7 separate regions of the Mus musculus genome follow, and regions 1, 2, 4, 5, 6 and 7 are each linked to region 3. The links are chromatin loops, found by intact Hi-C in ENCODE. Cell type or tissue: left cerebral cortex. All regions are shown on one strand. Region 1 has its middle 71 kb from the start of Gm48057. Region 2 overlaps Mettl24 (methyltransferase like 24). Region 3 holds the start of Cdc40 (cell division cycle 40). Region 4 has its middle 64 kb from the start of Gm48057. Region 5 overlaps Ddo (D-aspartate oxidase). Region 6 overlaps Ddo (D-aspartate oxidase). Region 7 holds the start of Mettl24 (methyltransferase like 24).

Evidence for each region. Peaks named below come from ENCODE experiments on the same cell type or tissue, not always from the same donor. Only the 100,000 strongest peaks of a DNase experiment are listed, where the experiment ranks them.
Region 1: it touches region 3 in a loop (3-fold over the local background); 3 of 42 quality-filtered maps call a loop at or near these places.
Region 2: it touches region 3 in a loop (3-fold over the local background); 5 of 42 quality-filtered maps call a loop at or near these places.
Region 4: a loop joins it to region 3, with 2.3 times the contacts of the local background. A loop is called at or near these places in 3 of 42 quality-filtered maps.
Region 5: a loop joins it to region 3, with 4 times the contacts of the local background. A loop is called at or near these places in 6 of 42 quality-filtered maps.
Region 6: a loop joins it to region 3, with 10 times the contacts of the local background. A loop is called at or near these places in 15 of 42 quality-filtered maps.
Region 7: it touches region 3 in a loop (9-fold over the local background); 13 of 42 quality-filtered maps call a loop at or near these places.

Annotation. Positions count from the first base shown.
Region 1 is chr10:40,962,316-40,966,315 of GRCm38, forward strand. No RefSeq gene overlaps it. Among named protein-coding and RNA genes, the nearest start is that of Gm48057, 71 kb to the right of the region's middle. In left cerebral cortex, no CTCF peak of the experiment used is centred here; a DNase peak (open chromatin) is centred at 2,417.
Region 2 is chr10:40,760,252-40,764,251 of GRCm38, forward strand. All of the region lies in intron 4 of Mettl24 (methyltransferase like 24), which reads left to right. Among named protein-coding and RNA genes, the nearest start is that of Mettl24, 79 kb to the left of the region's middle. In left cerebral cortex, a CTCF peak has its summit at 2,450; DNase peaks (open chromatin) are centred at 314, 515, 959, 1,370 and 2 more places; H3K27ac peaks cover 3,496 bases.
Region 3 is chr10:40,883,050-40,887,049 of GRCm38, forward strand. It overlaps Cdc40 (cell division cycle 40), which reads right to left and starts at 94. Exons shown (of 15, transcript NM_027879.2): 1 at 1-94. The coding sequence starts at 26. Wasf1 (WAS protein family, member 1) reads left to right here and starts at 778. Exons shown (of 9, transcript NM_001379453.1): 1 at 778-1,021. In left cerebral cortex, CTCF peaks have their summits at 689 (motif pointing left), 1,690 and 1,899; DNase peaks (open chromatin) are centred at 82, 418, 1,270 and 1,556; H3K4me3 peaks cover 3,625 bases; H3K27ac peaks cover 3,150 bases.
Region 4 is chr10:40,968,927-40,972,926 of GRCm38, forward strand. No RefSeq gene overlaps it. Among named protein-coding and RNA genes, the nearest start is that of Gm48057, 64 kb to the right of the region's middle. In left cerebral cortex, a CTCF peak has its summit at 2,231 (motif pointing left); DNase peaks (open chromatin) are centred at 690, 1,302, 2,193 and 2,517; H3K4me3 peaks cover 677 bases; H3K27ac peaks cover 362 bases.
Region 5 is chr10:40,637,293-40,641,292 of GRCm38, forward strand. Ddo (D-aspartate oxidase) reads left to right here. Exons shown (of 5, transcript NM_027442.5): 4 at 53-229. Among named protein-coding and RNA genes, the nearest start is that of Ddo, 9.3 kb to the left of the region's middle. In left cerebral cortex, a CTCF peak has its summit at 1,906; DNase peaks (open chromatin) are centred at 160, 1,218, 1,582, 1,940 and 1 more place; H3K27ac peaks cover 3,880 bases.
Region 6 is chr10:40,648,308-40,652,307 of GRCm38, forward strand. Ddo (D-aspartate oxidase) reads left to right here. Exons shown (of 5, transcript NM_027442.5): 5 at 1-1,624. Among named protein-coding and RNA genes, the nearest start is that of Ddo, 20 kb to the left of the region's middle. In left cerebral cortex, a CTCF peak has its summit at 1,536 (motif pointing right); DNase peaks (open chromatin) are centred at 79, 1,476, 2,494 and 3,569; H3K27ac peaks cover 1,605 bases.
Region 7 is chr10:40,681,552-40,685,551 of GRCm38, forward strand. Mettl24 (methyltransferase like 24) reads left to right here and starts at 1,731. Exons shown (of 5, transcript NM_177793.3): 1 at 1,731-2,113. The coding sequence starts at 1,805. It also overlaps a transcript of Ddo not described here. In left cerebral cortex, a CTCF peak has its summit at 2,155; DNase peaks (open chromatin) are centred at 536, 1,104, 1,685, 2,217 and 1 more place; H3K4me3 peaks cover 1,426 bases; H3K27ac peaks cover 3,631 bases.

The DNA.
Region 1 (4,000 bases), 79 kb after region 3:
CAGTACCTGGCTGTCCACTGCCCAGCTGTCCACTGCCCAGCTGTCCACTGCCTAGCTGTCCGTTACCCAGAAGTCCATTGTCTGGCTGTCCACTTCCCGGCTGTCCAGTGCCCACCTGACCAGTACCCAGCTGTCCAGTGCCAGCATAAGATCTGGTTCTTCTAAAGGACTCGGCAAACATTATCTTAGGGAGTGGAACCATACTAGGCTGGCACAAAGTTAATGCTTTGTGAGTTTCTTGGGGAGATGATTTAGAGAAAAACATGCATATTAAGCATTAATTTATTTCTTTTTTTTTAAGATTTATTTATTTATTATATGTAAGTACACCGTAGCTGTCCTCAGACACACCAGACGAGGGCATCAGATCTCATTTCGGGTGGTTGTGAGCCACCATGTGGTTGCTGGGATTTGAACTCTGGACCTTCCGAAGAGCAGTCGGGTGCTCTTACCCACTGAGTCATCTCACCAGCCCTAATTTATATCTTATATTTTAACATGAACTACCTTTCTGACATCTTTTGTTTCTGTAATTTAGCAATATAGTTTATTAGAGCTTGATTCAGACCTTTTATTTCCAGGAAAGAGTTATAATATTTCAAAGAAAATGTACAATCTTCAGAGTTCTTTTCGAATACTGTATTTTTAACACCTAAAAATGCTGCTATCAAAGTGATTTTTTTTTTTAAAGATCACAGGAGTAACAACTGTCCTATAATAACATGTGACTTTAGGCTAAGAGACAGGAGTACTAAATTCACTCTGTTCCTTTAATGGCATCTTGCTGACCACCATAAAAATAGAAACTCTTCAAAACAAGTAGTTTTCCTATTGTGTTTTAGAGGGAAAAAAATCACCCTGGTTAAATGGCATAGCACCACAGATACACTATTTAAATGATGATGCTTCCAAATAAATATTCTCAGCCTCCAAATTTAAATGCTGAAGATTACCGTCACTCTTCAACAGATCAACAAACATTAATTAACATTTATGCGACGGGAATTTCATTTAAAGAGAGAGCACTTGGCATGAATATTCAACAAATATTTGTATGGCTCCGTCGTGCAATATAAAAACATTTGTGGCTTAAAAACAAAAACAAAGTGTTCATTTTCTCTCTGTTCAGCTGCTAAGTCTCCTGGGCTCCCAGTTTTCAGCCTTTGGGGTCAAAGACTACTGTGTGCTGAGATGATATTTCAGATTTCCACGCTATTCCCCCCACCCCAAATATCTGGTATACACATTTTTAAAAGAAAATGGCAGCCTGCGTGTGCTTATCCTCTGACACCTACGAGTGTGTCTTGCCCAGACACACACACACTCTACATACACCAAAATATTGAAAATCAAGTGAAATAATGCTTATCCTATCCTTTAAAATGACCACATTTTAATGAACTGAAATCCACTGTAAAACAGTGCAAAATCTAGCATGGTACGAAGTGTTTTTACTGTTGTATTATAACACAAGATGTTTCCTGTGCATTGCGTCATCCCACTAATGCCCTTGCTTTATAGACACCAAGCCTTACAGAACTGCAAGGCACACAGAGGAAACAGTCTAGTGCCATCCTGCATTAAACAGGCTCAAGGAGGCTAAATAAATGACATGGGGCCAGTTACCTATGTAGTTGTCGTATTTGGACACAAATAGCCTTGCTTCGGTGGCCATGCTACTTCAGACAGGGACTGTTCCCAGTGCTGGGTGCCTGGACAGGGAGGGTTAAGTGGTGAGCGTTCTCTCTGGCAGAGCAGAACTACTTCCTATTGGGTGGGCATGACTGAGCCTTTGGCTCTGGTCTGAGGGTGTATGGTCATTGATAACAAATCAACCAACTCAGTTGTATGGACATTGCTAATGGGTAGAAAATTGCCTCTTTAGAAGTGCCATGTGTCTCTATTAAAGCTTTGCATATGACCGTGGGGTTTTTCTGCTTTCTTCCACAAGAGAGCAAACATTCCATAGTCTTGATAAGGCAAGGCCTATCATGGACCATAGTAAACCTCACCAAAACAGCCTGTCAGGAACTAGGCAAGAGGATTATTAATCATCTACTGATAGCTTCTAAAATAACTCTGGATTACTAGAAACTCACTCATGAATCACACAATTCCACACTCCAGCGGCCTGTCAATATGCAATAATCTATACTGAGGCAGGAAAGGCATTGGAATGAAGTAGTCAGGGCAGCAGAATTAACCCAGTAACTGAGCGCGACTCCTGTGTGATTTGAGGACAGCTCGCTCGCCTGAGAAACCTCATCCCTGGGCTCATGAGTTTCACTCTCCTGTGCACATTTTTTTCTTTCTTTTTAAAAGCTTTATGTCTTCCTGGGATTTCTTTAAAATGTAACTACCGATGAGAGAAAGCACAGCTTTTGTCTTTGTCAGCCTACACCTCATGCTGTGCACTACTTGAGCAGATGCCAGACAGACAGGCAGCCTTGTAGCAGAATTCCCCATGGAATCAGACAGAAGCTTAGGATGAAGTAGAAGCAGAGAAGAGTGAGGCAAACCACGTCACAGATTTCTCTCCAACATGGGTGCTTCTCAAATTTGATGAGTGCAGTATTTAGCCTACAAAAAAAGAAGAAGAAAAAAAGGAGGGGGGGCTGGTGAGATGGCTCAGTGGGTAAGAGCACCCGACTGCTCTTCCGAAGGTCCAGAGTTCAAATCCCAGCAACCACATGGTGGCTCACAACCATCTGTAACAAGATCTGACTCCCTCTTCTGGTGTGTCTGAAGACAGCTACAGTGTACTTACATATAATAATAAATAAATCTTTAAAAAAAAAAAAAGTCTTCATTTAAAAAAAAAAAAAAAAAAGGGCTGGTGAGATGGCTCAGTGGGTAAGAGCACCCGACTGCTCTTCCGAAGGTCCAAAGTTCAAATCCCAGCAACCACATGGTGGCTCACAACCACCCGTAATGAGATCTGATACCCTCTTCTGGTGTATCTGAAGACAACTACAGTGTACTTACATATAATAAATAAATAAATCTTAAAAAAAAAAAAAAAAAATTTAAAAAAAAAAAAAGGAGGAAGAGGAGGTGGAAGAAAATAAGAGGAAGAGAAGAAAGAAGGAGGGAAGAGGAGATAGAGGAGGAGGAAGAGGAGGAAGGAGAAAGAGAAGAAGAAGAGGGGGAGGGGGAAGAGAAGGAGGAGGGGAAGGAAGAGGTGTTTGATATCCTTTTCAGAGAAGTTTGGTGAATCCACCCTTCTGGATACTGATCTTAGAATCTTGATTATAAAGTATATAGAACTGGTCCCTTCTACCTCCCCTGAGCAGATTGTCTGAGGCACATCGAATTCCTCTTTGCATTGCCCCATTACTCCTTCTTTTACATTCTAGCTATTAACAAGAGTCCAGTCCCTCATACTTTGTCTCAATTACTATATGAAAGATTACTCCCGGGGACTGGGAACCATAGATTATAAATTCCTTTGAATCTTATAATTTCCAGTTGAGATTGGGAAGTCTTAGGTAGCCTATGACCTGTGAACATCTGCCCACCTTCACTGTATGTATGGAACCACTGTGTAGAGAAGACACATTCATGGTTGAGCTACTCAGCAACCATGGTTGGGCTACTCAGTCATAAGGCTGGGGGTGGGGTGGGGATGGGCAGTAAGATGAGCAGAGCTCCCTCCTCCAGCAAGGCAGAGAGCAAGCATTCCTAAGCATGCTGAGCAGGTCCACGTGTGAGGGCGATTTTCTCAAGGTTCTGACTGGCCATGTGAGTTAATCCATGTACACCTACCTAATTCTTAGATACTGTTCTTGTGGCTCTGAAAAAAAATCCTGACAAAGGGGACTCAAGGAAGATGGGGCTCATATTTGGCTCACAGTTTGACTGTCCATCATCGTGGTGGAGATGCCACGGCAGCAGGAGTATGAGGCATCTGACACACTGCATCCAGAGTTAAGAAGCAGAGATGGACACCAGTACTCAGCTCAGTTCTCCTTTATAGTCTACCCAGTTCTGCAGCCCATGG
Region 2 (4,000 bases), 120 kb before region 3:
GTACTGTGGAAAGCCTAGGGAGCTTGCCAACCTAAGTTCTCCCCAGTACCTTGCTAAGTCCTCCCCAGTACCATGCTAAGTCCATACCAGTACCATGCTAAGTCTTCCACAGTACCATGCTAAGTCCTCCCCAGTACCATGCTAAGTCGGATGTGCAGTGCTCCAATGCCTCATCTTTTGGCACAACCTAGTTCAATACCAGGAAGCACAACATTAATAAGCAGCAGGCACAAGCATACAGATCTCTACAGGAGATTAGTAATGTCTCCGATGAGCTTTTGTGAGAAAGCTTGCTGAAAACCAGCTCTGCTGCCGTAAAGGCTATTTTAGGCTCAAGTGCAATCTTCTACCTAAATTCTCTTGCACTTCTTTTTTTTTTTTTTTCAAAATGAGCTGGGTGTCATTTGTCATTCCATACATTTGAAGGCAGCTTCATCTTGTGGAATTACTATTTAATCATGAAGGTTCTGTGTTTCTGTGAAATCAGCCAGTGGTGATTTAACAGTAATGAGTCATTCAAGGCTCTGAATTGCAATTGGAAAAGCAGAAACGTCTTTCCACTTCCATCCATCTGCAGAGGACCCCGAGGATAAGGCATCTAGAAACAGGAGTCCAGAACTTTGCGATTCCACACTTAAGAAATGAGGAGTGTTGTTTTTTTTTTCCTTTTTCCAGTTTTGTTCACTCATCTGTAACAGTGAATTTTTTCCTGTAGGGCACAATATCTTGCAATATCGTTTTCAAAACACCCTGTATTTAACTCATAGCACAGACCTACAAAAGACTAGAAAAGTTGCCCAGGAGAGAACTAAGCACATCTGGATTAAGTCGTGGGTGGCATGGTTGTGTTCTCCTCACTGTATTCCAGGGGCAGAGGGTCTGAGTGACAAGCTTGTAGGAATAGCGTTCTGGGCCTGGGGCTCTGCTGCCACCTGGATGGGGACAATGGCAAACAGTAGGAAATAAACCAATATGGTAGCGAGGTACACGGTAATCAATGAATCCCAACTGCAAGAAGCACTTGATTGAAATGGCAAGTCAGGACCAACCCTCCAGAAGGGGAGGAAGTTAGGTCCCTGAAAATATCTCCTTGAAGAGGTTCTTGGAACCCTCCCTCTTTTCTCCAGCTAGCACAGGTTAAGTCAATTTGACCATAAGCTGAGACCTTTGAACTATGAGCCAGAATGCCTATTTTTTTTCCTTTTAATTTGATCATGTCAGGTCTTTTGTCACAGCATCGGAGCTTACTGTCTTTGCAGGAGCCTCTGAGGCTAGTGAGGGCTTGAATGACATAGGCTTTCATTTGAAACCTCCCACTTCCTGCTGTGAGTAAGGCCCTGTAGCAAGAAGATCCTGACTGCCCACTTCTGCAGCGTCCCCCCTGCTTTCTCACTAGTCTCCGAGTCTGCTCAGTTTCCCTGTTATAAGATATATAATGTGATCGGTCATGTAGCCTAAAAGATCCACCACCACTGGAGAATGTGATGCAGGCAAACGAACTCATACTGGGGAGAAAAAGGAAGCAGAGGTATTCGAGAGGCACAGAAGTGATTATACTTTACGGAGAGTAAGGACTGCTGTGGCCCTTGGAATGGGAAGGAGACCAGTCCTCTTAAAATGAAGGCGATTTCCCGCGTGGTGGGACCCAGCCTCTGGGTGCTTTTTCTTTGTTTTTGTTGTTTGCATGCACCAGGAGTGGGCGGATTTGTCTCAGAACCTTGCCATTTTGAGTTTCCAGAACGAGAACCAAATGAACCTGGAAAGGTTCTCTAGACGCGTCCTTGATTAATCTTTGTATGGTGCCCTTTGGAGAGTCCTGCAGCCCCACGCTGGCTTTGTGCGTGTCTAATAAAAGCACAAAGCCTTTGATAGTAGAAGGCATAGGACTTGCAAATCCTCTGAGAGCATGTACCCCTGAGTAAGCAATGGGGTTTTATATTTTATTTATTTGTTGCTTATTTCTTTGTTATTGCTGTGTGCGCACATGCGCGTGAGTGTATATTTGCAGGGAGGAGGTCAGAGGACAGCTTTGTGGAGACGGTTCTCTCAACATTTAAGAGAGTGCTGAGAATAGAGGCTTAGTTGGTGAGCAAATTCAGCACTGAGCCTGTCCCAGGCCCCCCGAGCAAAGTCTTCCAGGTCACATCTGTGAGGGCCATTTTGTCTCTGGAGCTGAGCCGGAGCAGAGCAGCCATGAGTTAAGTTTCAGGTGTCTGAGAAGCGATGGACAGAGTCGACTTAGACATTAAATCTGCTTTCTTTTCCATCCAGGGAAAATACCAAGAAAGGAAGTTTCATTTGCTACTATTTAGTTAAGAACATGAAGACCCTTAAAAACCCCACAGCTTTCCCAGCATGGAGTGATATTCAACAGTGTTGCAATTAAAACGATAATGAAACTTTTTCTCCCTAGCACTTCCCTTTAAAATCAGTGTGATGGGTACACAGCACACCATTAGGAGGAATTATGCAAAGCAGCCTCCCTGTTCCAAGTTTTATTTTAAGATTTAATTTATTCCAGATTCTGCAGGAAAAAATGCCCATGTGACAAGCCTGCTAACAGATGTCAATTTAGTTTTATAGCACATGCCTGCATTGCGGAGCCAGAAAATGGAGATTATTCCCCCTGCCTGCTGTTTATGGCACACTACAGCCTCGCAGCGCTGAGCTCCAGAGGGCGGCTGATTACTAACCTGTGGGCATGCGACTTTCCCTGCTTCCTCAATGGTGCTCTCCAGTGTAAACCTCAGTATACACTGTCAGGTGAATAGAGACTCTGGGAAGAGCAGAGGTGTCTGCATATGGACTTTTCTCCATTTTAATATCATCTAAGCCAAAGGATGGGTTAAATTATGTTATGATGTGAGAGAAAGAAGAGAATTGTGTATTTATATGTACAATTCATTTAAATAATAGGTACTAATAAATAGGTCATTATTTAATATTTATTTTCTTATTTCCTACTATTATTTTGGGTTTTTGAGACAGGGTACCACATTCTAGCCTTGCTGGCCTATTAGCAGGGTAGGGCTGGCCCAAACTCACAGCAGTCTTATTACCAGTGCCTCTAGTATGCAGGAATAATAGACACATGCAACTCATTTGGCCTTGTTATTTTCAATTGTGTTCAGGTGAATATAGAATAAGAATTGCTAGCTCATCAATCTTAAGTGGCTCAGCAGTGTGTGTTAGCGTTAAGTCCAGTGATGGTCTCCAGAAAGCCAATACCCATTAAGCAGTAGCTGCCCTAGTCCCCACCCCCTACGTCCCAGTGGCATCCTCTTGCTGTCTCACACAAGTGGAGTCCCACGGAGTGTTTGTCCTTATTTGTATGTGGCAGTATTTCACTTGGCATGCTGTGTAAGAGAAGAAGTTACTCTTCTCTCGCTGTGATAAAATACCATGACTAAAAGTGACTGTGTAAGAAGCAATTTATTTTCGAGAATGGTTCCAGAGGTGTTCTAGTCTGCCATGTGGGGAAGCAAGGAGGCAAGCGGCAGGCACGGCAGTGGGAGCAGAGAGCTGAAAGCTCACATCATCAACAGCAGGCTCGAAGCAAAGAGAGCAATCCAGGAGAAGAGCAAAGCCATGAACTCATGATGCCCACCTCAAGGGATGTGCTTCCTCTCCAAACAGTGCCACCAACTGGGGGCAAGTATTCAAGTGCCCAGGCCTGTGGGGCGTTCGTTTCTCACCACACACACTTCCAGGGTTCCACCACTGAAACCACCACATGTATCAGAAAGTTCTTCCTTATTTATTTATGTATTTATTTATTTATTTATTTATTTATTTATTTATTTGTTATTTTTTGAGACAAGTGTCTTTCTATGTAGCCCTGGCTGTCCTGGAACTCTGTGTAGACCAGGCTGGCCTTGAGTTCACAGGGCTCCGCCTGCCTCTGCCTTCCCAGTGCTGGGATTAAAGTTGTACGCCACTGCACCTAGCCTTCCTTCCTTGTTAAAGCTGAAAAGAGATTTCACTATATGTATAATGCATT
Region 3 (4,000 bases):
GCTAGAGCTGCAATCGCAGCCGACATGACTGCAACAGATACTCTCTGCTAAGGCCAGGCCAAGGCGGAAGAAGCAGCGTCTCCCAGGTCCTGTCAGATTGTCATGGAACTCGATATTTACCTCCTTTAAAAAAAATCATTTATAACTTCTCGAAAAAAACTTTATTATTGAGATAACTGTATCAAAACTTGAGATTCACAAACATTTATCTAAAGAAGCACAAGGGATTACAACTATTTGTAACTTTCAGGACCTCGTTGATTAAAGACCCAGTCCTGAGATGTGTTTGAAGCCTCGAGGACCTTCACTCCCGGCGTACAGTGCGGCGAGGAGCTCGCGGCACCATGGGAAATGTAGTTTGGAGCGAGGAGGTGGAGCCCGGCAGAGGGGGCCTGCCTTCGACCCCGCCCCCAAGAGGATGCTTCATTCAATTGGATGTCATCTTCCCTCATTCCCGAGCCCAGCACCGTTCTCTCCGGCCCCCTCCCCCAAAGTGCGGATCGGGCAATACCACAGAGCCTCAGGACAGGGGGAAGCGCCGTCCTCTTGCCCACGGACGGGTAAGTGGGTGGATGCTCATTCTCCCACCATGCCGCCGTACGCCCTGCAGGGTTCGAGGGGAGAGTGCGAATCCTAAGTTCAGAGACCTGGGACCCGTCCGGTGCAGCTCCGGGGAAAGGTCGTGAGGCCAGGCGGAGAGCGCCCCGCGGCTCCCCCTGCTGCAGGCGCGGGTCCCCGCGCCCGGTTGTGGAGCGTCGCGCGGGGAGGGGGCGGCGCAGGGCAGCGGCTGCTCGCGGTGTTGTTCGCTCGCGCGTCGAGCGCACCGCGGCTCGGGCGAGCAGTGGGCGCCCCCGGCGGCATTCCCGGCGGCCCGGCGCCTCAGCCAGTGCCCGGCGCGGCTTCCATCCCGCAGCCCGACGCTCCCGAGGGGCTCCTGGTGGCGCCCCAGTGCGGAGCCGGACCGGCGGCAGCCGCCGAAGCATGTAGAAGGGGTACGGCGCGAGCCCCCCACGGTTTCGCGGTGAGCACGAGTCTCTCAGGATTTTGTCCCTTTTTTTTCTTCCCGGGGTCCTGACGAGGGAACTGTTCTCCACCGACCCGAGCCGAGAGGGGCGTGTGGATGAGCCGGGGTCTGCAGCGGCGGCGATGGATGGGCGCGCCGCCCCCGCCCCCATCCCGGGCTCCCCCGCGCCCGCCGCCCAGCAGCCCGGGCTGCGCGTGGAGGACGAGGCGTGGGATCTCGGGCGCGGGGACTGGCCCGAGGCTGCTCTGGGTGCAGCATCTGCGGCTCTCACCTGCGGCGCGGGGTTCGGGGCTCCGATCCCGCCGCTCCGCCCTTGTGCATCGGCGCCGGCGAAGGCTGCAGCCAGTCGCGGAGCCCTCGGCTCGCCCGGCGTGCCAGCGGTTCTGAAAAGCGAGCCCTGGCCGCGGGTCTTTGCGCCGCGGCTCTCTGCACGACCATGGTAAAGCGAGTGCGGGCATCCCTTTATATTCCAGTTTGGAAGAGAAGGCAGAGAGGGTGCTGGCTCTTTTGATGCCTGGAAATGGGGAGGTTCCTCGGGCAGAGTTAGGGAGACGCTTGCTGGGCTCTGATGTCGGCAGGACTCGCCCATTGTGCCACCCAGATAATTATTCAACTATGCAGCATCCATTGCACCTTTCCCATTTTTCTTTTCCCCTAGCTACAGCATGCCCCCTAGCTTCCGTAGACACCTTCTCTAGCACTTGCGGATGATGAACTAGAATAATGGTGAAAAGAAAGCTCATCGGATCCCAACATTCACGACCTGCCCTGTGACTGACTAATTAATACCTAGCTAGAATAGGTACTTTAATTCGACTCATTCTGACCCTATCCTTTACTATACAAAATGTGCCCGACATTCTATTTACATTTTTTTCTTGGTGTTCACATTAGCTAAGTCTTTATTTTCAGTAATCGGTGTGATTAGTTTATTAGTTGTTCAGTTGTACAAACATCCATTGACATTGTAAATTTAATTGGTAAACTTTCATTTTTCTAATTGTTGGGAGCCGCATAACACAAGTACAGATGCAGTCCCATTTGGAACTCACAGGAACAGTTTATCTTTGATCTAAGTTTCTGTTAGGGAAAGTATTTTTATTTATTTTGAATATTTGAATAACGTACTTATATATAAAATTTTCCGTTTTAATAAGAAAAGTTTTGTATTTGTAGAATATTTGAACATCCGATTTACTAATCATATCTTTCATTTGAATGAGAGGGAGGATTTAATATGGGAGGAGAAAAACTCCCTAACTTGGATTTTAATTTTCACTTAGTTCTTTTTAAAGTATATTTTATTGCCAGTTACAGTTTTTTTCTTTTAACTCTTATCGACATGGATATGAGTAGATCCAGTTTTGAATACCTTAAGGACAGAATATATCTCAAAACCTTGGGAAAAAAACATAGCTACTTACTACTTAAATGATATCATTTAAGAACAGCCTATGAGCCACTAGAAACATCTTTTCCTTTTTATCGGCTTTCCCCTCTTTATGTGTTTAAGCTTGTTTTGTTAACCCTTTCGATACGAACAGAATTGTACACGGACGATGCAAGTGTTTGGAGGTGCAGGGATTATTTAATTTGTAAAGGGCATACATTTAAGTTGACGGTGTAGAATCATTTTTTTTTTTTTTTTTTTTTTTGGCTAGGAAAGACCTTGCAATTTACAAAGTGGACATCTTGCCTTGGTTTCCTAACATGTAAATGGAAACAATACTCTTATGCCACACAATAGTATGCGTTAAATCAGAGAAGATATTTTCCCAGTACTTTTAAACTAACTTTAAGTATTTTAATTAATCGATGAATCATGAAGAGGCTTTGGTATGCTTTTCCACAGGGCCTGGGAAGGGCTGATTTACATTTGAGTTTGCTTTGGCCAGATGGCTTTAGCTTGAATTTATTTCTCGTTTTTTAACTATAGACTTAATGCCTACATATAATAATTATATAGTTAATACTGGTGAAAATAATTGGTAACGAGTAGAATAATGAGTTAAATTTGTGAAAAGTCTAGAAAATATTGAAGATCTCTTAATTTAGAAATGGTAGTTAATATATTTCATAATTGTGATTACTTATAAGATGCATTGAAGGTCAGCTTTATTGGTTGGATTTCTAAATGGCCATATGTTGAGAGACAGCACATTGGTATAGTATAATACTCAATTTATTTTTTGTTTAATTTTAAGAATAATTTAAGCTATCTTTTCCAAAGGCTTGATCTTCAGTAGAGATTATATTTGGGTTCTTATTAAAAGAGTAACTCCTTTACCTTCATAGCAGAAACTACTGTTGAGACTATATTATTATAGCTTTTATTAAGATATTAGACTTTTGGTTACTTTGTGGGAGGAAATCATATAGATGAAAAGTCTCTATATGTGAGTCTATAATTCATTAATTTATAATTCATTGATTAGCTGATTTGTTTTAGAATTATCTTAATTATATTTTATCATATTTTCTTAAATATAAAGAGCTACAATTTAGCTTTTTTTTTTTTTTTTTTTTAAATTGGGTAAAGAAAAAGTCTGGTTTTTCTTTTTTTTTTTTTTTTTTTTCACTTTCAGTCCATTTTTATTTTGTGAAAAAGCAGCAAATCAACATTACAACTGAGGAGGAACCTGAGTGTGCGTCCGACAGGGAAGCACACGGCTAAGTGGAGTGGCAAGGGTTTCAAAAAACCCATCAAATGTCTGATCTCCCAATCTCCAGATAAACAGCACTCTGTGAAGTGACTCGCAGGGGTCAGAGGTTATTGCTGTGGAGACAAACCTGCAGTGCAGTAGCGTGAGTCTTGGGCATGAAGCACAATCAGCTCAGCAGAGTTAAGTGGACAGCATGTTAAGAAACTGTGTGGAGGGAGGGAGGCAGGGCGAGGCAGAGTCTGTACGCCAGTTGACCCAAGAACAACAGAGAGAGATCGAAAACTTTCCAACTGAGACCAGGCAGAGTAAATCT
Region 4 (4,000 bases), 86 kb after region 3:
TCTGGTGGGGCAGGATCCTACAGTCCTTCTCCAGCCCCCTCTTAGCTAAAATTCTGAAATCTCTTATATCAGAGTCCTGAGATACAGTGCCATGCGTTAACTAAATGTTCTCAATTTTCTAGCACAGTGATTTTTTTTTTTCTACTACCTGATTTTTTTTAAGAATCATTTAGCATTAAACCCAAAAGTTTAAAACTCACAGAACTGGACACAGGCAACATGTTACACAAATGTGTATTTTATTTTCCTGTGTGTGTGCATGTGTTTAGGCAACATTTATAAATATTGACTCATCTTTCACCAGGTGCCAGGCACTGTAGCATTCTGTGTCCTGAGGGAAAGAAAAACACTGGACAAAAAAGAAAAGAAAATCCGTTTTTTAGGAGCTTCACATTTTTCTGAGGAAGACAAATTGCCTATGACACAAATAGTGATGAGTGTAGCAAAGAAAAACCCCACCATGCAGGAGCAGGATGCAGTGGGCACCTTGTTCAGATAGGCACGGGCTGTCTGTAGGGAGCCGACAGAGCCTTGGGCAGAGGGATTCCAGTGTGCAGCTTGGAGCCACATTCAAGAGAGAAAACGAATTTCCCTGCAGACCAAGGCGGGCAACGGGTGGGGGTGGGGCAGGCAGGAGCAGCTGATCCCGCTGGGCGCTGGGCTCAGAGAGGCGGGCACTCTGGCTTTCTTCCTGGTGTGACTCTGGGAGGGCTTGAGTACAACAGCGGTAGGATGTGGTGGTATGCCTGTTGTTAAAGATTGTAGCTGCCTCACGGAGAAAACACTGCAAGAAAGGAGGGCGGAGGCTGGAAACTCAAAAGACTACTAGAGCTGGCAATTTGGAGACTTGGACAGAAGAGGGGTTATCGGGGCTCATATGCAGGGGTGCACTTTGATGTGGTCGCCCACTCATTAAGAGAAGACAGGGTTTACTGTGTCTGTGGTTTCGGTTAGACATCTGTGTGACTGATTTGATCACTCCAAGAGTTGCAGATATAAATAGCGGCACCATTAGCACACAGGTATAAACCCGTAACTTTAATGAGATCCAGTGGAGAGCAGGGACAGATGGAGGAGAAATGACTTGGAGACTTAGGTCTCAGAGCTGGGAAGAAGAAGGGACCTGCACAGAATAAGAGGGAGAAGAGATAGAGGAGGGGAGGGGGAGGGGGAGGGAAGGGGAAGGGAGGGAGAGGGAGAGGGAGAGAGAGAGGGAGAGGGAGAGAGAGAGAAGCAGTCAAGAGGAGGGGCTGCATCAAGACTGGGTGAGAGAGAACTAGGTGAGGACAGTTGACCAAACCTCATTTGTGCACAAAACAGCAGATACCACTCTCTGTAGTACACTTGCCTGCTGCCTGCTCCTGGGATCTGAAGCTGAAAGCTCTCCTGGCATGGGAGCCTTTGTCTAAACTTAGTTGATAAGGTGTTTGCTCTAGACTTTCTTTCTTCTTCCTCCTCCTCTTCTTCTTCCTCTTTCTTCTTCTTCTTCTTCTTCTTCTTCTTCTTCTTCTTCTTCTTCTTCTTCTTCTTCTTCTTCTTCTCCTCCTCCTCCTCCTCCTCCTCCTCCTCCTCCTCCTCCTCCTCCTCCTCCTTTAAGATTTTTGTATTGATTTATTTAATATATGTTAGTACACTCTCACTGTGTTCAGATCCACCAGAAAAGGGCATCAGATCCCAATACAGATGGTTGTGAGCCACCACATTGTTGCTGGGAATTGAACTCTAGGGAGAGCGGTCAGTGCTCTTAACCACTGAACCATCTTTCCAGCCCGCTCCAGACTTTCTAACCGTGATATGAAGGGCTTAATGAGATAGACTGGGCTCACCCTATGGGATCGACTCTTTTGTTTGTATGGGACAGTCCATTTTATTTAAGAGGAAAACATGGCATAAGAACAGAATCTGATCATGGTAGAGTTCAGTGTAAATTCCAGCCATTTCCCTGAGGGCTTATCCAGAAGCCTGACAGGAAGGCCTGGCCCTGCCTGCGTCCCCTTGGTTGCCCTGGCTCTGTATGCTTGTACCCTGATCGTTATCCGGATCCCATGCCAGCTTATGTTGGAATGACTGCAGCTGGGCTATTGTAGAATTCTCCCTCTGTTCGTGTGGGTGGGAAATCCATTCTTGATGTGCGCCCTTCCTCTGCTGTCCTTATTCATAGCTTGCTTCTTCCCAGACCCGCAGAGCTCAGGAGTTTCAGGAGGATTACTTGGCTTCGTGTGCCCTCTTGTGTGCTGGCCCGATGCCTCTCTTGAATAGCTTTGCCCTCCCTGCCATGTGACAGTGGGAAGACTTCAGGGCCTACCTGATATTTTTTGGCAGGGAAAGAACAACTTCTAAAGCATGTTGCTATAGTTACCGAGTCTCCCCCCCCCCCCCATAGCACAGCAGCCACTGACTCTGTGCTACTTTGTGTAGCTCTAGAAAATATTCTCCCCCCCCCCTTTTTTTTTCTTTTAATCACTTCATGCCCACTTCTGCGTGGGTTACACAGAGAATGAGAAACACAAAGACTCTATTATAGGAGCACACCCACCCACCCACGCACAGAATCATACATGCACATTTCAAGTTTGACATGCCTGAAATCACAGATGTCTCTTAAGTAGAATTTTGTCCCCGGGACCCACTTCAGGAGACTTGCTATAGTGACGGCAAATGTATAGGAGACATTTCTGTCCACTTCAGGAAGGTGTTTGTAGCTATTTCTGGACACAAATTAGGCACATGGACCCTCCCCCCAATCCTTTTAAGTAATTACTTGTTCTATCTGTAGGGGGAAAATAGATTCGTCTGTGAACTCTTGTAAAAGTTAAAGCTTCAAATCAGCCTCGTTGGGGTTTTCCTATTGTTTATGTGGATGACTATAATTACTAGAAATGGTGACATTTAGAGCCTAGTTCGAGTTCCTGTCTTATTGGATAAGCACAAGTGTTCCAAGCAGACACTCAGAAGGCAGTAACAAGGTGGGTTATGCACATCGTGTGCACATAGGTCCTCTTCTCCTCACCCCCCTTTCACAGAAACACACAACACAAGCTGGATGACAGAATAACGAAGGATGTGGGTGTAAACATATATCTCCCTCCCCTCCTCTGGCTTCCAGATCCCCCCGGGGCCCCAGGTGTTGAAGCTCCACTCTGCCTTTCTCCCATGCTGCAGTGGGGCTATGGGGAGCTGTGGGGGGCTGTTGGTGGCCACACTGGCTCTTTGGCTCCCATCACTAATGTACTCTGTTGGGGATTTCTTCCTCTATATGAAGCCGTTGGTCTTACTGTCAAAGAAAGGGACCTTTCTCTCTGCAGCCACCAGTGAAGAATACTAAGCTGCACTGGCCATAGGGAAGGGCTCAGTTTCAGCCGGGCATGCATAGTTCTCTTCCATAGATGGGCTTCTGGGCCTGATGGCTGGGCTCCCACCTATTGGTTCTTCCTGTGCACTGAACTTCTAAGCCAGTTTCAAGTAGATCCAAGCAAGCTGGGGCAGCCACCAGCAGGGAGCAAAGGTGGTTAGCACAATGCAAGTAAGAGCCTACAACACAGGGAAGTTCTCAGTGTGGGTTAGCTCTCTCCCCAGCCTTTCCACTACTGTGGGCTGGGGCAGTCCAGGCAGAAAAAAGCTTTGTCTGCTTCTCCTCAAGGCAGCCCTTGGGTGCCCTCCCTAAGCTGCTCACTAGGCTGCTTGCAGATAATTCTACCCTCAGCCTCAGGGGCCCAGTGTGAGGCAGAGCTCAAAGCACTTCAACCTCCCAGAAGAGTTGGACAGTGGGGTAGAAGAAATTATTCTTAATTCTCTCTCCTGACACAGTTCCTCTCTCCCTAGCTTGAGCCTGAAGCAGCTGCTGCAACTGTGTCGCCAGTGGCTTCCCTCATAATTGTTCTTAGAGACCCTGGACTGTGCCACCTGGTTGTCAACCTGAAAATCATGGTTTTGTGTAGGGGGAGGCGTGGATTCCCTAATTGGTTCTTGATTATGTCAATAAAGAAGGTGAGAGCCAATT
Region 5 (4,000 bases), 250 kb before region 3:
ACACACAACTTCACCAAAACGTAAGGCGCACTTTCTACCTCTGGTGCTTCAGTTGGCAGATATTCCGCAGCGTCCCCGCTGAAGAAGTGCCTTTCTGGGCTGATGTGGTGCTGGGATTTCGAAAGATGACAGAGGCTGAGCTGAAGCGGTTCCCTCAGTATGTGTTTGGCCAGGCTTTTACAACCCTGAAGTGCGAGACTTCTGCCTACCTCCCGTGGCTGGAGAGAAGGTTAGTTGAAATGTCTCTGTGTTTTGTCCTGTTTGACATGGTGATAAATTATTGTACAGCCTCCTAGCTCACGCAGCAGACTCTCTGGGACTTTCTTGTAAGGTCTTGCTGCTCACAAAGGGCCAGGGGTCTATGAACGCATCTGGAGAGTGTTTGCCAGGCAGGGACTAAATCCTTAGCACACTCGTGATAACTTGGTGTCTCATTCATCGCCATTCCCTCAGAGCAAAACCAGTTACTAAAATCTTAGTTTCCTCAGTTAATAAAAAAAATTAAAAAAAGGAGGCATTCGGATAATACAGACCTTTAGTTCTTATGATTGGAAAAATCTTATATTGATCGTGAATTATTGTTTAATCTTTTTCTCATCTTCAGTAAAAATAGCTTCACTGTTTATTGTTGCTAATGTGTGATGGGTGAGAACATTAAAACTGAGAACCTTTCGGAGGCCTGTACTTTACACCTTCAGCCTTTGACAGTTCATTTTGGCTTGGCTTCCGCACATCCTGTGTCCAGCTTGTTAGGAGTCACAGCGAGAGTGTTTTCGTTTGCGACACACCAACAAATCTCTGGCTGATTTTCTTAGCCATTGCATGATGTTTGCGGGGGGGGGGGGGGTCGGGATGGGTGGGGTTGTTAAATATAAGCGCTGTCAGTCCCCAAAGCCGGATGTGATGCAAAGAACCCGAATCTAAAATGTTTGGGACCGGAGGCATTTTGAAATTAGTTTTCTTTTTGTTTTGTTTTTTAGTATAACTAACGAGCCTGGCATCTGGCCAGATGACCAATAGGGGATGGCGTGGGTTACCTGCCCCCTTTTCTTTCATAAAAGGCATTGTGGGACAGAGCAGGGCCTCATAGCAGCCCAAGGGGAGGCCTTCAGGCTGGAGGGAGGTGGGGCAGTGAAGGAATTGGACATCTGGGGCTCACTCTGTGGGCTGGGCAGGCCCAGATGGGCAGTCACACAATCCCTGCTGCTTCTCACACTTGGGCCTGTTCTGTCGCCTCCTACGCCTCTCCCCCACAGTGTGAGCACTCGGTCTTCTGTGTCCTGATTCAAAAGGGAACATTCCTCTCAGTGAGCTTTGGAGCAGTGTCTTCAAAACCCAGAAAAAGCCTATTATTTTATTACAACTTAAATCGTTCATTCGTTTCCAAAACCAGCAAAGGTCATCATACCCTTCTCAAAAATTGCCTAAACAACCCGATACTCAAAAGCCCTCAGAGGCTTAATCACCCATACAGGTAATATTTTATATCTTGGGACAGTAAAGTCACACACTTGGCTGTGTTTTTTTTTTTTTTTTCCTTGCCATCCCAGGAAATGAATCACAGAGACAAGAAGTCTCCTGCCAGGCAGCCTACTTAAATACATTATTCTGAAGGGAGCAGAGTCACCCTGCATTTGACGGCATCTAGAAGGCCTGGTGCTTCCTATCCGCGCTGGAGGCCTGTAATTTAGACCAGCTGATTGCTTCCAGGATGCCAGGCTTTACCCTGTGGCCCACACAGATCACACCGCTGACCTCCCTGCCCACGCTGTTGGCTTTTCTGCTGTTTTTCTGGGCGGGCATTGAATCCCTGAGACTTCCTCACATTCTTTGTGTTCTTCTCCCTGCCTGACACCGGTGATTTCCTAGATTATATAGAAATACACACCTACCCTGCACGTCGCCTAGGGGGCAGGCTGTCCCAGCTTTATGCTTGACCAACTTGCAAGGGCCTTTTCTTGTGTGTGGAGCAGACTCCTGTGCCCCTCTGGCTCAGCCCACACTGGGCCTACTGGAGCATAGCCTGTCTGAAGCATCCCTTAGGGACCGCCACCCCAGCCTATCTTCTGTCCTCCAGTGTCCGTTAGAGGAATATGAGACCGCACAGGCTGCAGACACAGTTGAACGTGCTCACTGTTGTTTTTCCCCGGGTGTAAGCAAGGACGAATTGAGAGAACACTGTAAAAGGCAGAAAGAGGCTGGTGCCTGCTTTTCCTGGCACTGGCGGTAAGCTTTGTAAGGAACAGATGCAGGGTGGGTGCAGTGGCCTCTGCAGGTTTATTAAGGCCTTCGTCTGCTCGGAGGCATCTTCCTGGCTGTATCTTCCTCGCCACCGCTTCTGTGAAGTTAAGGGAGTGTGACTGTTTCCCTTTCAGGCCTGCCTGCCTACAGAACCCCTGGGCCACGCCCATACACCCTCCGTGGAGGGTCCAAAGGACCGGAAGCTGCTTTATACCCGATGTCTGATGTGCTTGGAGTGATTTGTGTGTATTCATGGAGTCGGCCAGGCTGGGGTGGACGGACACTCCCAGAGGGTATAGCAGCAGCTCATTGTCAGAGAGACAGTGATGGCGTCAAGACGGAATTAGACCATATGCATCTGGCGGCTTTGCCAACCTAAAATACATTTTAAAGCTCTAACTCTGGAGCAATGTCAGGCTATGAAGAAACCAGTCTCTAAGACTTGCCAACTGAGACTTTAAACTAGGCTTCTTCTTGTTTCTGAACAAACTGACTGAACATAAGTGACTTTTTGTTTTGTTGTTTTTAAATCTCTGATGAGAAGGTGCTGTTCTTTGGGTTGAGATCTGCGAGTTAGCTTTAAAGCTGACTAACAGTGCACATGCAGAGAGCAGTCCTAACACAACTCGCACAAGTTCGCATCGTCCTTGAGTCCCACCCGGCCATCCTTAGCTCTCTCTTCATCCTCAGTGTGGCTGTTTCTCACCTCTCCACTTCAAACCTGTTTTCCTATGATGCCTAAAAACTCATTCTGATTGACTTTAGAGACTCCTAACAAGGTTGCCTCTATTCATTCTCGAGTGAGAGGAGACCTAACTCCATACCAAGAGAGATGTTTTCCTTCAGATACTGAATGGTTGGGCCAGAGCTCCTGGCAGCTCTAATAAGCCATGTTTGGCCCCATTCTCCACAAGCCAATTAAACAATGGTGAAAAGCAAAGTGGAGCAAACAAACCAACAAAAAGGAGTGTTATTCAGTCTAGCCACATTGTTAACAAAATCCAGTCCACCCTCCAGAACCACACCCACCATCAGGTTTAAAGAGAGGGGAGAGGTATGTGTCACTGAAGCGCTCCGGTCAGGGTGTGGTCTGGGTACCACGCTGTGTCCAGCCGCAGTCTTTTCTGCACATGGTCTAACAAGTTGTCAGGACTGCCTGAATCTCTTTCCAGGAGACACTCAGCCTCTAACACTGGGGTTCAGCCTTCCTCTCTCAGCATGAGATTCCTGGGGGAAAATGGGGTCCATTTTCAACAGTCTGATAGCTAAAGCAAGGGGACAAACGTCTCTCAATTATCTTCGCTCCTACCGGGATCCATTCCACATTCAGCTCTGAGCCCCAATTCCAGGCAGCCTTGCTCGGCCTCCAGCCTCCTCCATTCTATTGGGATGGATGCTCTCATCCTCTGAGGTAGGATGCACCGCTGCCTGAGTGTTGTGTCTGGCCAGCAGATCACAACCTGGGTTCTAGCCTGGAAAGGCATTTTGGAAACCTGGAAGAGAAGAGGGGTTGGGCTGCGCGACATAAGGAAGGAACCAAGACAAAGCTCTCTGCTCAAGGTTCAATTTTTACTATTTCAGCACTCAGTTATAAAGGAAGGGGGAGGTGCCCAATTCCCGCCAAATAATCTTGGAATCCAGTAGCAGGGTGATCACGTGATGGTTTCGGAACAGCAAAGCGGCAGGTTCCAGCAGTAGGCGTGGCAGAAAGATTGAGCGGGAAGCTCCATCCCTGAGCAAGCAGGTTTCAGGCTGGGGG
Region 6 (4,000 bases), 230 kb before region 3:
TGTAAGCGATAGGGAGTTCGTATTTTTGGCTCAGAAGCACATAAGCACATAAGAGAAGATTAATGTGTGAGAAATATACTTGGCTCCCTGTCAGCCCTAGAGCTGTGCATGATCCTCTCAGGTCATAGAGCCAACAGAGGAAGTTATCATCCCACTAGATGGGACCACACAGTGTGGACCCCCGGTATTTAACCGAGGGTAGGCAGCAGCAGCTTCCTCACGCCAGCTGGTATTCATGGTAGCTGACAGAGGTGGAGTTGCCCTCGAAGGCTGCGCCAGTTTTGGAGCAACTTTGTGTCTGTTTTGTTGTTTCTGGGACCAAACACCTAACAGAAACAACCTAAAGCATTGTTCATAGCTGCAGCCCATAGCGCCAGGGAGGGCCTTGTAGAACAGAGCTGTTCAACTCACATCTGCAAGAAAGCAGTGTGAACAGGTAGCAGGGCAGATGGGGTGACAGTGTCTAAGCGCTCATTCCCAGTTGTCTACTCCCCGTCCCAACTTTCCTCCTATACCTCTACCATCTCCCAACAGTTCATTTAATTCTCAAATCTGTCCATGGATTGAGTCATCGATTAGGTCATCCATATCTAGAAACACCTTCAGCCCCACCCAAAGGGCGGGCTTTACGTCTGTCTTAAGCAATCCCCTATCTTGTCAAGCTGCCAGGAGGGATTTACCATAGCAATCGTGGAGGCTGCATACTTCATTACCACAAATGATCAAGAGCTGCTGACTGCGCAGTGAATGAGCACTGTTGGAGACTGAATCGTCTATGCGACCTAGGAGCTAATTTGCTAATGGAGACGAAACAATCATTTTTTTAAATGACATACGACACAAAGTGTTCATGTCGCAAGTATTGGGGAGAAAGGGAATATGTCTTGTGATAATGTAAGTTTGAGAATTGCTGAGTTGAATAATTTTACCTGGCTCCCTAACTTCAGGCTACTCAGAACCTTTACCGTCCCGGGTTCATTGTAGGTCCTCGGGAGGGTTTTTGGCCTGGGAGAAGATTGTTCACTGAAGTAAGCAATCCTGGAGCAGGGATGTCATTACATTTTGGAGAGAAGTACTTTTTTGTTGTTGTTGTTGAATAATAAAGCCTGTTTTGAACCTCCTAGGAGTCTTACGATTGGCCATAAGTATAGGGACAGGGCTGGAGAGATGGCTCAACAATTAAGATTGCTTGTTGCTCTTCCAGCAGACAAGAGTTTGTTTCCTAGTGCCCATGAAGTGCCTACAACCTCCTGTAACTACAGCTTCAGGGTTTCCAACATACTCTTCTGGCCTTTGTAGGTACACACACACACACACACACACACACACACACACACACACAGAGGAATTAAATAAATCTTTTAAAAACATTATAAAACTTATGGACAAGAAGCTTGTGTTTGCGTTTTTGTTGAGGTTTCGTGTGCGATTTTGTTTGAAGAGAGCACTGAGCTGGGGTTTCATACCAAACAGTGTTTAATGGGCTACAAAAATTCTTGTTAAATCAAGCAGTCTCATTTCTATTAATTTTCACCAGGGGGCGATGTTGTATCAATCTCAAATAAACCAGAGCATCTGAAAATTTAGAAATGACAAGATATAAAATAAAATAAAAATAAAATAAGGAAGTGTGTGTGATCTCTTCTCTTCTCTTCTCTTCTCTTCTCTTCTCTTCTCTTCTCTTCTCTTCTCTTCTCTTCTCTTCTCTTCTCTTCCTCCTCCTCTTCTTCCTCCTCCTCCTCCTTCTCCTCTTCCTTGTTCTCTTCCTTCTTTTTCTTTTTATTGTGGAGACTAGAGTTCCTATGGCCAAAATTAAACTATTCTGAACTCTATTTAAAGTAGACAAGAAATGCCTGTATTTACATCAATTTAGAACATGTGCACTGCATGGGAAATGTAGCATGAAAAACTGGCATCTTAACATGACAAGGTAACCTTTTTAATGGTTACAAATAAAAACAAAGGGTGTCACTTGATACAGCGGGAGTCTTGTCCCTCACGGGGCAAGTCACATTTTTCATACAATGTACTTTCTCATGCTTCCCCCTTTCCTAGGCAACTCAGACTCTCCTCACTTCCCTATCCCCACACCTTTATGGTCTCTCTCAAAAAACCTAAAACACCCACAAGAACTCAAAAATGAAAAAAGTGTAACCCCCTCAAACCCCCAACAAGACAAAAAAATCCAAAAAACCCCAAAAACCTAAAATAAATGGACAAAACCAAAAAGCCCATTTAAAAAAAAAAGTAACCCAAGCAAAACTCGAAGCTACAGAATTCATTGTGTACGCCTGGGCATGCCGTGGAGTGTGGTTGATATGTGGAGTGCCACACCAATGGAGAACACTGACTTCCACTTTGCCATCAGGTGTCGACTGTAAACAGCACCTTGGGTAGGGGTGGGGACCTGGGTCTACAGCCCCTCAGTGCTGGGACACCATGTGGCTCGAACGTGCTTTAAATGTCTCCTCATCCGGTTCTTGCACCATGTGGATGCCCAGCCTCTGCATTTTGCATCTCAAGTCTCCCACACTCCATGACCTCTTCCTGTTTGCCATTCTGGCTCAGTTTCACACCCATTTTATATCTCTAAAGCTCCACACTGTAAGACTGAAAGATCAGAGGCGTCCTGGCTACCTGCCCCGATTTCATTGTCACTAATTGCTGAAGGCTTCCTTGGTATTTCTCAAAGGATATTATTCATGTTGGTCATGAGCTGCCCTTCTGGGCTGCATCTTAAGATCACATAGGGAGTTAAGGGTGGGGGTGGGGGTGGGGGTGGATCCTGTTGCTCAGCCTTGCTCTGTTACAGCAGAATTTCGAAGACAAGGGGTGAAGGAGGAGGAGGTGCAGCGGCATTAGTGTGTGTTTAGAGCTGTCCACAGGGCTCTGACTGAGCCTTTCCCTTAGAGCTACTGCTGCTGCTATAAGCTTACCTTCCCTCCCATTCTCCCTTGCCACCATGTTGCAGAGCTGGGAGAGTGTGCTGGCTTCAGCAGGTTCATCCTTATGCACTCTGGAGAAGGCGGCCTGTGAGAATTAGCTATCTCCTGTAATGGCTCTCTAGAAATGCTGGAAATTACCTCAACAGCTGGAGGTTAGCTGCTGAGAGACAGCGCCTGTCTGAAAGATGAGAGGTAGACTATACACATGGACAACAGCCTGCACACGTAAGACAACAGAGGTCTGAGCCATGACCTGCAGCCTTCTGTCCAGGGAATCATCCCCCAAGATGCAGCACAGGAAACCAGCCTGCTGTGTGTCAGACTTGCATGGCTCCAATCCAGAAACCTAAACAATACTTCTGTAAGGATTGACACAAAATGCTCAGAGCATGATTGATAACCAAGATCTTCCTTAATTTTGTCTTTCCTTCTAAATTTGGATCAACCCAAGGAATCAAAATATGCACCACTATCCAGTGATTGTGGATGTCTGTCTTTGTGGGCCTGCTTGCCGTTTCCCATGTGGAAGGTCTCCAATCAGCACATTACTGATGCCTTCCCCCTCTTCTATTCCAAAGCTTTCTAACTCCTCTGCCTTCTTTGAGTACCTGCCAAATGCAAGGGATTCAGGCCGACTCCCACACAAGCATTAAAGAACTAGCCCTCATTTTTCTTTTGGCTGGTATATTAGTCAGCATTCTTCAAAGAAATAAAGCCAACATACAGCTCTATAGAGATTTATCATAAGGGGGCCATGACAGATCATGTGATCATGGAGGCTGAGCAGATGGCTCTAAGATCTCCATTTTGCAGATGATGGAACTCTCCACCTTCATCCAGGAAAGCAAGTGGTTCAGCTCTAGTCCAGGCCTGAAGCCTGAGAACCAGGGCAGCTCCAGTCTGGGTGTGAAGGTCAGGAGACAGCCCAGTTCCGGCAGAGAAGAGATTCATCCCCCCCACCCCCCCTTCCATCCATTCAGGCCTGCACTGGCTGTCTCATGCCACACTTCAGAACTCAGTCATCATCTCTGGTCAGTAAAATAGCTCAGTGGATA
Region 7 (4,000 bases), 200 kb before region 3:
ACAATATTCATAATTTTGTTATTGGTAAATTATTATTATTTAGGTACTAAATACAACATAGTTATGCAATATATGTAACCCTAAATATTGGTCTATTTTCCCACAGGAAAACAGAAGCTCAGAAAAGATACATATTTTGTTTAGTGTCTCATATCACTCAATGAGAGGGTCGTGAATCAAACACAGTTCAAGTAAATAACTGCAGGATTTGAGGCTGTCTCTCTCAGCTTGTGTGAATGAAAGTTTATAATCTTAATAAAGACTTTTAGCTGCAATTTCCCTGGAGGTGGGCAAGTAGATATCTGTCTGTCTGTCTGTCTGTCTATTCCCATCACGTGTGTATACTTTCAAGCATAATAAAACCTCCAAGCCCCTGAGGACCGGTGATGGCCAGGGAATGCACTGGATTAGGCTGATAAGTTCTGTGACTGTGGGGAAACAGGTTTAATGCTCTCTGACAAAGAATAATTCTGCCAAAAAGGAATGGGAATCTCAGAGAGCAGAGCTCCCTATGGAAAATCCCAACATTCAAATGAGGAGGTGGCCAGACTTCATTCTAGATCTCTGTTGTCCGTGTCGCAGGCTAGGGAGAGAGACAACCTACATAGAAGCATGGAAAATATATCCATATGTGTGTGTATGTGTGTGTGATGTGTATGTGTGCTTGTGTGTGTGTGTAATGTGCATGTATGTATGCTTGTGTGTGTGTGTGTGTGTGTGTATGTGTGCGTGTGTGTATGTGTGTGTGCGTGCATGTGTGTGTTGGGGGTGGGTATCTGGCCATGGTTTAAAAAAAACAAAAGAATCCCAAAGAACCTGAATGTAAATCTAGAAATCAATGTCACCCTAAACAGGTGGAGGGAAAGAATCCTAACAAAAGTGGGATACCAACCCCATTTGTGAGTCCAAACTATGAGCATCTAGATTTCTTTAATTAAGGTCAAGGTGACAATGGCAATCCCGGCTAGGGAGCGTTTTGCCCAGAGATAAATATGTCCCTCTGCATTTCTGCCAGGCAGCAGGGAGGTGTGTGTTTGGAGCTAAATTAATTTGATTTCCAGCACTCCATGGTAACTTCTGTTCCCTCTTTCCCGCTGTCAGATGTCTTCGCTGGCTGTCTCCCTTCCCTTCACCCCCACACATTTCATAACACCGAGGGAGAAAGCATGGGCTGGCTTCGGGCAGAATTTAGAAACTGAATAACTAATTTGATTCTTCTGCACGGAGTGCTATTCTCTCCTCTGTACGGAGTGCTATTCTCTCTCTCTCTCTCTCTCTCTCTCTCTCTCTCTCTCTCTCTCTCTCTCTCTCTCTCTCTCTCTCCCCTTGAGGGAGAGAAGTTGTAAACCTGAGCATAAGTATGATTATTTTTATATCATGCTTAGTGGCAAAAACTGCTTGACAACTTTTTCTTTGGGGCCAAACCTGGCGGCTCACCTCTCCTCTTTCCTTGTGTCTAATACTAACACCAACAAATGAAGTCAAAGCTCAGGCGCCCCGGAGGAACGTGCTCTATTCTGACTCTGGCTCTCCCCACTAGCCAGACTTTACAGGCTGGTCACACCTAAGGACACCCAGCCCTGTTATGGCAGCCTGGGTGCACGCCTAGCCCACCGCCCCTCGCTCTTCCTGCTGCGGCTGGGCAGGATAAGGTTACGCCGGGGCCTCCCCGGTCGCAGGGAAGAAGGCGGGCCGCTGGGGAGTTGCCACAGTTGTCAGCCCGGTCCGTTGGGAACGCTTCTCTGCAGGCGGCTGGGAGCTGAGGGTGGGACCCAGAGCACAGCCGGAGGTCGAGGTCCCCGCCATGGCCACTGTCAAGCCTCCCGGGCGTGGTTGTGGAGCCCTGCCCCGGTGGCTGCTCGGTGCCGCGCTGCTTCTGGGCCTACGGCTTTGCATGGAGTTGCGCCACGCGGGCTCGGGACCCCCGGGCCGCGGCGATTCCCCAGGGCCACCCCGGACACACCTACTGTCGGCGCCCGGCTCCCCACGCGGAGCCAGAAGGAGGCAGGTGACCTACGTGCGCAGTGGGCGCCGAGTGCTGCCCCGGGGTGGCGGGAGCACGACGTCCCCAGAGCCGAGCTGCTGTGCCCAGGGCGGGCTTCTCCGCAGGAAGGTCAGTTGCAAACCATGCAGACATGGACCTTGGAGTTGAGCCTGCACCCAGATGGCGCTAGGGAGCCTTCTGCTCAGGCCACTGGGACCTCAAGACTCTTCTATTTCCTTCTAGCTGAGCTCTCCCTGGAACTTTCTGTAGTCTCACTCAGTATCCCTATAGAATGAAGTGGAATTGAGCAGGGATCATGCAAATTCAACTAACGTTTGCTGAGCGCCTACTGTGGCAGACCTCCTTCTAGGAAAGGAGCACCAAGCAACCACACCCATTTCAGCAAGGGAGGGGGCGCTGAAAGGGAAGGAGGCATGGCTTGCCATTGTGTTTTCCCCACCCAGGCCTGGACAAAACCGGATGGGTAGACACTATGAAAGGCTCATCCAGGTGATGGTCAAGATCTGCCTTCCAGTAGCATCCAGACACCGCCCCCTTCACCCACTCCGACCCCAGAGTCCCTACCCAGCAGTGGGAACTGGCACCGGGTGAGAAGCCAAACCCATAGCACCACTTAGTGGGAAATAATCGGATGCTCCAGGGCCAGATCCTTGCCTTGTTAACTTCCCGCACTTCATTGAGTAGGTCAGTTTAAACCTCTGGTTGTTGAAGCCTCACCTTACACCTTCTTTTGGGAGCTCTGTGGTACCTAGGACTGAAAAGATTAGGAATTGGATATATGAGCTTGCCACATCCTTACACCTGCCACTCTTGCTTCCAACTGCGGTGCCATCCTCCGAAGCAAGGCTGGCTGTGCTGCCTGGAGTCGGGTTTTTCTTGATGGCATCTGAGCACCCAGCCCCCACCTGCGAGCTGGCCCCTGCATTTACCAGCCTGCTCTTCCTTTGGCTCCTCTACTCTAACACCCCCACTACTTTCAGTGATTTTCTTCCCCCACTTTTATATGCCCTGCGCTCAGTCTTCCCACATGGCATTGCTTAACAGGCAATTCTCTTATGTTCTGGGACGCACACAGCTCTTTTTTCTGTCTCCGAAATGCACCTCCTATATAAAGACTTAGCTAGTTACTCTAAAAGAGACACCTCCTTCTCACTGTGTCCATGCAGTTCCCATGATGCTGTGCTAAGCTTTCAAAACCCTTGCCAAGGGCTTCCACTGGATGCTGGGTCAAGTGCTGCCAGCACAAACTGAATTCAAAGTGTCTGGGGCTCAGGAAAGTCATACAATTTGATTCAGGCCTTGAACCTATGAAGAAAGATCAAAAAGTGAACAAAGGAGACATTTGAACTGAGATTTGATATTTTTTTTAAGAGTCTGGCCTCCTTTGTTCCTCTGTGGACACCCTTGAACACTCTGTCTTTGATAATCTCCCCTTTCTGAGTGATTCTCCACAACTTTTGTTTCTGCTGTCTCCTGTTTAAGGAGACCTAAGGGGTTGTCTTCCAGGTTATTGGTGACTAGAGCCTGCCTCACAGTGTTTAGGTTTGGAATGCATAGAATCAGGGGGTCACTGGGGGTGTTTGTGGGAAGTTCACCTCTGTCCCCTGTGGGATGCTGGAACAGAGATCAGTCTGAAAATGGCAGGCAGGTGGTAGCTATGGAGGTGGCGAGATGTAGCAAACATGGGGAATGTTGGAAAGTTACGGGGAGAAGCAGCTATCTTGGTTTATCTCTGTTATCTGTTTATCTTTGGTAGATTACAGATAGAATGTGCTGACCCCAGATAACTTTCAAATATCTTTTAGTGATTCAGTTGGAAATGCCAAATAGACATTCAGACACATTGATCTGGGGCTTAGAGGCAATGTCCAGGCTGAAGTAGCAATTTGGGGCTATTGCTCGCAAGTAGCATTAAAACTATGAGATGGTATGAGGTCAACTGGGGGTGAGTGTGACTTACAGGACAGGAGTCTGAGTACTGGGGTTCAGTCATTA